2 separate regions of the Homo sapiens genome follow, and region 2 is linked to region 1. A link is a contact called in ENCODE Hi-C or POLR2A ChIA-PET data. All regions are on one chromosome and are shown on one strand. Each heading gives the region's core, a stretch centred on a gene start or an enhancer-like site at or near the end of the contact. The rest is flanking DNA. Distances are from core to core; before and after follow the strand shown. Region 1 holds the start of PIGV (phosphatidylinositol glycan anchor biosynthesis class V). Region 2 holds the start of YTHDF2 (YTH N6-methyladenosine RNA binding protein F2).

What was found. A loop is a pair of places that touch in the nucleus more often than their neighbours do. ChIA-PET counts read pairs that join two places held with the same protein, here RNA polymerase II (POLR2A). Pooled maps may share reads with other maps.
Region 2: a loop to region 1 is called in a pooled map, with 7 times the contacts of the local background. The contact joins the promoter of YTHDF2 here to the promoter of PIGV in region 1. A Hi-C loop is called at or near these places in 2 of 50 pooled maps. POLR2A ChIA-PET finds 5 or more read pairs at or near these places in 2 of 52 experiments (GM12878 and naive thymus-derived CD4-positive, alpha-beta T cell).

Annotation. Positions count from the first base shown.
Region 1 is chr1:26,786,081-26,789,420 of GRCh38, forward strand. PIGV (phosphatidylinositol glycan anchor biosynthesis class V) reads left to right here and starts at 1,870. Exons shown (of 4, transcript NM_017837.4): 1 at 1,870-2,188. RefSeq lists enhancers at 640-789, 1,310-1,749, 1,796-2,622, 2,310-2,509, 3,317-3,340 and a silencer at 1,800-2,009.
Region 2 is chr1:28,735,156-28,738,495 of GRCh38, forward strand. It overlaps YTHDF2 (YTH N6-methyladenosine RNA binding protein F2), which reads left to right and starts at 1,785. Exons shown (of 5, transcript NM_016258.3): 1 at 1,785-1,992; 2 at 2,503-2,527; 3 at 3,104-3,183. The coding sequence starts at 1,966. RefSeq lists enhancers at 1-601, 1,132-1,181, 1,501-2,399, 2,282-2,391.

The DNA of each region.
Region 1 (3,340 bases), core at 620-3,119:
CTTTCTGGAGCCTGGGATATGGCTCTTTCTCACTTGCTTTCCACAGTTCTGGTAGCTCAGCTGGCTCCCTGGGTAGATGCAGGCTCCATCTTAGCTGCAGACTCTACAAGAACACTGAGAGGCTGCCTCCGTCACTACTCAAAGCCTTGGAGTCCCAGAATCCCCTCCTATCCCACCTAGCCTTCTTCCAATCTGAAACCAGGGAGTCAGGGCTTTGAGAGCACAAGATTCAGCTTCCTTGTTTTCCTGTCAGAGCAGAAGTCAGAAAATGAAACAGGAAACAGAGCGGAAGAGGAGGGGGTTGGGTAGCAGAGAAGGAAAAGAGAAATTGCAGGAAAGTACAGCTGAAAATCTGGATAAAGTTCTACCTCTACAGGGTGACAGCTGAGCTTTTAAAAAACATTCTGACTTGTCTTGAGAGACCCCTGGCCTTTTTACAAATAGATTTTTGAGAGAATTTGATGTGGACAGAGGGAACCCTGAGAATGCATGTCTTTTTTCCCCTTGTGAATTTACAGAGCAAGGACAGTTCATTTCTCAGTTTTGTCTTTGCAGAGAGAGTGCTGCTTGGAGCCTCATGGTGGACTTCTAGAGATTCAAGTCACAGCCTTAGGCCCCAGTCACAAGTGTGTCCCCAGGCTTTGCCACGTTACTCACAGGCCTCTGGAGCTGAGAACAAGTGCGTGGCACTGAAAAACCTGGGGGAAGGGCCATGAAACTCCATTTTTTCCCCCTTCTCCAACACACAACGACTAAATATGATTTGCCTTTTCTCCACCTTGCACACAACAGATATCTGAAGGCAATTTAGGTCTCAGGGCCTGAAATGAGTTACAGAGTCAAGAGATACAGTCCCAGGCCCCCACAGACTGATGTGGGCTGGTCTTCGCCTGGAGAGGTAGCAACCATCTCTTTGTTCCCACCCACATGAGTAGCCGTTGCAGAAGATAAACCCCTCCCTGAGCCAGGCTGTGGCCAGAGGCTAACCCGGCCCCTGGCTTCGTTTGGAGGGCAGATAACTGAAACCACATAAGGCTTTGGAATCCTGAGAAACAAGAAATCCACCAACGGAGAAGGATTTATCATCTGTTTCCTTTAAGGAGGGTGCAAAGTTGTTCTAACAGTTTCCGTTACAAGGGTACAAACTGGCCGCTCCCCCCAATAGACGGTTTTGTTGAGTTCGCCTCTTTTTTTTTCTTCTTTTTTTGGCCCCACTTCCTATGAGAGAAACTGCTTGGGTGAGGGAGGTGAAAGGAGCCCTGGAGGGTGTTCTCTGAGGTTTTCTTCACCATCCTCATTAGCCACCTGAGGTGGGGCTGAGGACTAAAGTAGGACAGAAGGTCTCTGGTAGATAGAGGAGGGGAAAATCAGGGGGATCCCCCACTTTCTTCACACCCAGGACGCAGGGTGCCGCTGCCGGCCACAGAAACCCCAAGAATGTTTTTCTTTGGCTATTCAGAGGACATCTATTGTGTGTCAGGCCCTGTGCTGAGCTGTTGTTGCCTGACAGCAGGAAGAGCGCGGCTCTGGTTTCTGTGAAGAGGCTGCGGGTCAGCCTCCGACTACAAGAGCCTCGGCCCACACCGGGAACTCAGTGAACGTCAGCGGGAGCTGGGGCAAGAGCACTGACTCTGAGACAGCAGCCTCCGCTCACTATTTGAAGGCGGGGTGGCGGGGGGCCTTGAAGGAGAGCGAAGTGCGAGAGAACTCTTCAGGTGTCACCAAGGTGGGAAGGTGCTACGAGGCGAGGCGCCGAGCGGCGACCCCCATCCCGCTCGCCCGGAGTCAACATGGCCGCCGCGCAGGGAGGCGGGGCTGCTCCAAGTCCGGGCAGGAGCGGGGCGGGGACGCCGTCGGCGGAGCCAGCGCGCAGGCGCGGGCCGCGTGGGCCCCGGATGGAGGAGCTGAGGTTCGGTCCCCGCCGGGGAGGTCGGGACGGGCAGGGGCTGAGGACCCCGCGCCAGCTTGGGAGCCCTGGAGTTCTGGCGGGAGGGAAGCTGTCAAATGGAAGCCGGTAGAAATGAGACAGACGCCCGGAGAAGCGGGGAGCCCCGCCCCTCCGCCATAGCAGCCTCGGGCGCCGCCTCTTCCTTTCCAGCCTCCCGCCCTCGTCTGCTTCCGGCCCTGTGGCCTGGTGGGGCTCTGCAGGCTCCCTCGGGAGTGGTCCTTGGGCCGTGGCCCCTCTGGGGTGAGCGTGGATGATTAGTACCCAGAAGGGACTGTGTCCAAAAGGAGCCGGCCAGAAACGGGTTGCGGACACGGCTGGGCTGACAGAAGGCAGCCCCCACGAGGCCTTTGGCTCTGAGGACCCTGGGTCAGAGCGACTTCTCCAGCCTGCGCAGGGGGTGTTAGTCTTACCCAGAGGGTCCAGAGCTGCCGTTCAACAGGATGTCCCAGATTCTCAGATAGGGCCCAACTACCCTAAGCATACCTAGCAAGGGCAGGCTGCGGCATGGAAGTACTGGGCTAGGCGTTTGGGTGACCTGGGTCATAATCCTGGCTCGGAAAGGGCGCGTACCCTTTGGCGAGGGATGCGGGCTGGTACCGTGAGGTTTAAGAAGCAGAAAACATGACAGCCTCTTTAAGTAGCCCTGGGTACGTCACTTGACCCCAGTGAGCCTCAGTTTCCATATCCATAAAATGGCGATGGTAATTATACTAGCCTCACAGTGTCTGATGAGATCTCTGGAGCCTATTTATCTCACGGGAAAATTTTTGAAGAGTGAAACTAGTTGATCTGTAAGTGTCCTGCCAGTTAAGAGTCTGTGATTTGGCAAAGGGGTTGTTGGGAAGTGAGGTGGGCAATTAGCTGAGAGGGAGAATTGACTAGCTTTGTTTTTACTTGGTTTACCTGTAAGCAAAGTGTGGGCTACACACATCTGTAGTCGCTGAGGCTAGAGCTTGACTCGAGAGAGGAAAGGAAGAATGCAAGCATGGTCAAGTGGCAGAGGTGGGTTAGGTGCTTTTCTGATCCCAGCTTCTCTTCTGCATGCGCGTGGGAAGCCAAGGAAGAGGAAAAAAGAGTGAATTCGCCCTAGGATAGGGAAGGAGTAGCCGCGTGAGGTTGAGTATGCCCATTTCCGTGATTTCTCTCGATTCAGCGAGTCATACGTTGGAAACGTTTAGATTCACAAACTATCGTTACTGTCTGGGGCTTTCAGAAGCTTGCCTTTGAACCGAATTTTCGTGAGCCAACCGGTGTGGAATTGGGGGCCCCTCCCTTCCTCCAGGCCTCCTGGCGATGGAGTAAGCAGCAGGCGCCCCCTTGTGCCAAGGAAAGAGTACTGTTGCCATTGGCCAACTTGGCTCCCTTTCTGGGGAAATTTTATTTTCCTGTGGC
Region 2 (3,340 bases), core at 535-3,034, 1.9 Mb after region 1:
TATTATTTGTTATTTATTTATTTATTTATTTTGAGACGAGTCTCGCTCTGTTGCCCAGGCTGGAGTGTAATGGCGTGATCTCGGCTCACTGCAACCTCTGCCTCCCGGGTTCAAGCGATTCTCCTGCCTCAGCCTCCGATTAGCTGGGACTACAGGTGCATGGCACCATGCCCAGCTAATTTTTGTATTTTTAGTAGAGTCGAGATTTCACCATGTTGGCCAGGATGGTCTCGATCTTCTGACCTCATGATCCGGCCCGCCTTGGCCTCCCAAAGTGCTGGGATTACAAACATGAGCCACCGCGCCCGCCGTAGCCGAGTATCTTTAAAAAGAAGTATTACTAGGTTTATTCTATTCCCTTGATGGAATCTATGCTCCCAGACTTGACATTTTACTGTCTCCATTAAAAGTCCTTCACCTTTGGTGCCTGACCTTACTCATTCCTACCATAAATGTGATTATGGGCAGAGAAAAAAAGTGCTTTGAGCACTTTGACCAAATTATGATGTTAAATCCAAGATGCCATGTTATTTATTTTACCGAGTCCACCCAAGCCTCCTATATCCAGCGTGTGGATAGTACGAGGTTGACAATTAGTGCATTAGTTACCTGTTTACCACGACGTACTTGCAATAACAAAAGCTATTAGATGGGCTTTCCTAGTATCAAATATTCCTGCATGAGTTGGCTTTGCTTCTGATTGAAAATACTTTTGCCCATCCTTTGCATCTCCCCTATATTCTGGTTCCCTAATACAGAGTCTCGTAGGGGTAGAGAGATACCATTATGTTAGTGTCAGATACACCTGGCTATTTAATAGTTTTGTAAACTTGGGCACATTACTTAAGCTTTCTGTTTTTCCAGTCGTAAAAAACCGAAAGACTGATAGCGATTTTGAAGTTGTCGAAAGACTTTAATGTGTTTGAAAATACCTAACAACAAAGCCTGGCCCACAGCTGGTATTTCAATAATGTTAATTTCCTTGCTTCCCTCTTGAGGTCCTTAAGATTCATAGGTTCTCCGGACTCCTTGAAAGTTTTGTGTAGATGCATGAGGTGTATTTTTCTTGGAAATAAAGTCCACAATTTAACAGATTATCTTGGGGCCAGCGATTTCCCCGAAAATAAATTGTAGATTCTCCTTCCTGCAATGCTAAGGGGTGAATCTCTTTTGCGGGAGACTGGATTCTTTCGGTGTGTGTTTTGCTCTCTGGGTACTCTTTCTGTAGTCGGCTAACAGAGGATGACCAAGCCCCTCGCGGGGGCGGGGGCGGGTCACTCCCGGACAGGGCCCCCATGAAGTTTCCCTGGGGACTGTGTGACTCCCTAGGGGTCGGGTTACCTCCCAGATGGGGGTGGGGTATCACTTGCAGCTGGAAGGCAGGTTCATTTTAAGGTCTCGCGGGCTTCGGAGGCCCCTCCCTCACTGAGAAACCGGCTTTTGTCGTTCTTCTGAAGCCAGAGCTAGTCTTTCCAGGTGTTAGTCGAAACCTCGTGGTGCGACCCTGGTCGTCCCAAACCCCCTAGGCCTTAATCCTGGGGCGGTGGGGGCGGGGAGGCCGTGAGCACGGCTTCCGCTCCTCCAATCCGCCAGAGGGCGCAGCGGCCGGCCTCTCCCTTCCCGGGGTTCTTCGCGCCGGGCCCCTTCCGCGTGGGTGAGTGAATGTGAGAGTCAGCGCTCGCGCCGCGCGCGCCGCCCGCCTCCGCTGTTCGGCGCTCTGCTTTAGGCGGTGGGGGGCGGGCGCGCGCGTAAAAGCATAGAGACGGGCATTGAGCTCTTGGGCTAGAGCGTCGCCGAGTCGGAGCCGGAGCCTGAGCCGCGCGCTGTGTCTCCGCTGCGTCCGCCGAGGCCCCCGAGTGTCAGGGACAAAAGCCTCCGCCTGCTCCCGCAGACGGGGCTCATCTGCCGCCGCCGCCGCGCTGAGGAGAGTTCGCCGCCGTCGCCGCCCGTGAGGATCTGAGAGCCATGTCGGCCAGCAGCCTCTTGGAGCAGGTACAGGCCCGGCCCGCATGCCTCGGCCATTGTGTGAGGCGAGAAGGAGCCCGACTAGGCCCGGGCCCGCCGCTCCTGGGCAGGCCGAGCCGAGCCGAGGCGTCGTCTCTTGCGGGCCAGGTTTCGGGCCTCTCAGGCCGGCCGCGCCCGGCGCCTCTCCCTCAGCCTGTTCTTCCCGCTTCTCCTCGGGCCTCGGAGCCCACGGGCCGGGCCGCGCCGCGTTCCCTTCTCTCGGCGGGCCTCGTTTTCCTTCCTTGTTTCCTTCCCCTTCCTTAAAGCCCTGGGTTCCTCGCGTCGCCGGTGGCGCGTCTGCCGCGTTTTCTCCCCTGCCCCACGGGCCTGGCGCTTTCCCCCGCCTCCCATTTTCAGCCTCTTCCTCACTACCATTCCTGACGCCTCCCCTCGGGCCTGCTCCTTTATTCTCCCTTCGGGCCCTGCCTTAATTTGTTCTTCCTTTTCCATTTCTCCTTTGGACAACTTGCTGCTCGGCGACGTTTCCTTCCCCTGCAGAGACCAAAAGGTCAAGGAAACAAAGGTAAGTCCCGCTCCGCCGGTGGCCCTGAGCCGGGAGGGGGACGCGGGGCGGTGGGGGCGGGGTCTCCGGGAAGCGCCCCGGGCGGAGGACCTTTCGGAAGCCGCTTAGTTCGCAGGTGCCGCACACTTAAGTATTTTGACCCTTTCGGTGTGTTCTTGCAGCTGGCGAACAGCTTTTTCGCTAACAAGGAGTAATTCATTAAGGGTGGGGGTGGATTGGGTTTTGAAACGCTCCAGGTCCTTAGTTTCCTGTAGGTCTTAGAAGGCCTTTGTTTTTCATCCTCGTGGATCACTCTCTGGAAGTACTCTCATGTGATGGGGGAGGGGAAGCGGGAGGGAATGGAAATCCAGAGGAGCCAATAAAATGACCTTTTTAGATCAACTTGCTCTGGGTGGAGGGGGACATTTTCACTGGCGACTGTCGCTTCAGCATTCACTGTCATCTCTTACCCTTTTGAAGTTCAATCTTACGTGCTTTGTTAACTAGTAAGGTTTTTCTCTGGTTAGCATATATGAACTAATTTGAAAGGAAGATTGTAGGATTGGGACACTCCTAATTGAATTTTTTTTTCTTTAGTACAAAATGGATCTGTACATCAAAAGGATGGATTAAACGATGATGATTTTGAACCTTACTTGAGTCCACAGGCAAGGCCCGTGAGTAGTTAACTATTTACATATCTAATCGAAGGGTGTGGTATATTCTTTCTCCGCCTTCTACCAATAAATCCCATTTTCTGAGGATTCATTTTTTTTTCTTTTTTCTGTTTTCTGTTTTTTTGAGACTGAGTCTCGCTCTGACGCCCAGGCTGGG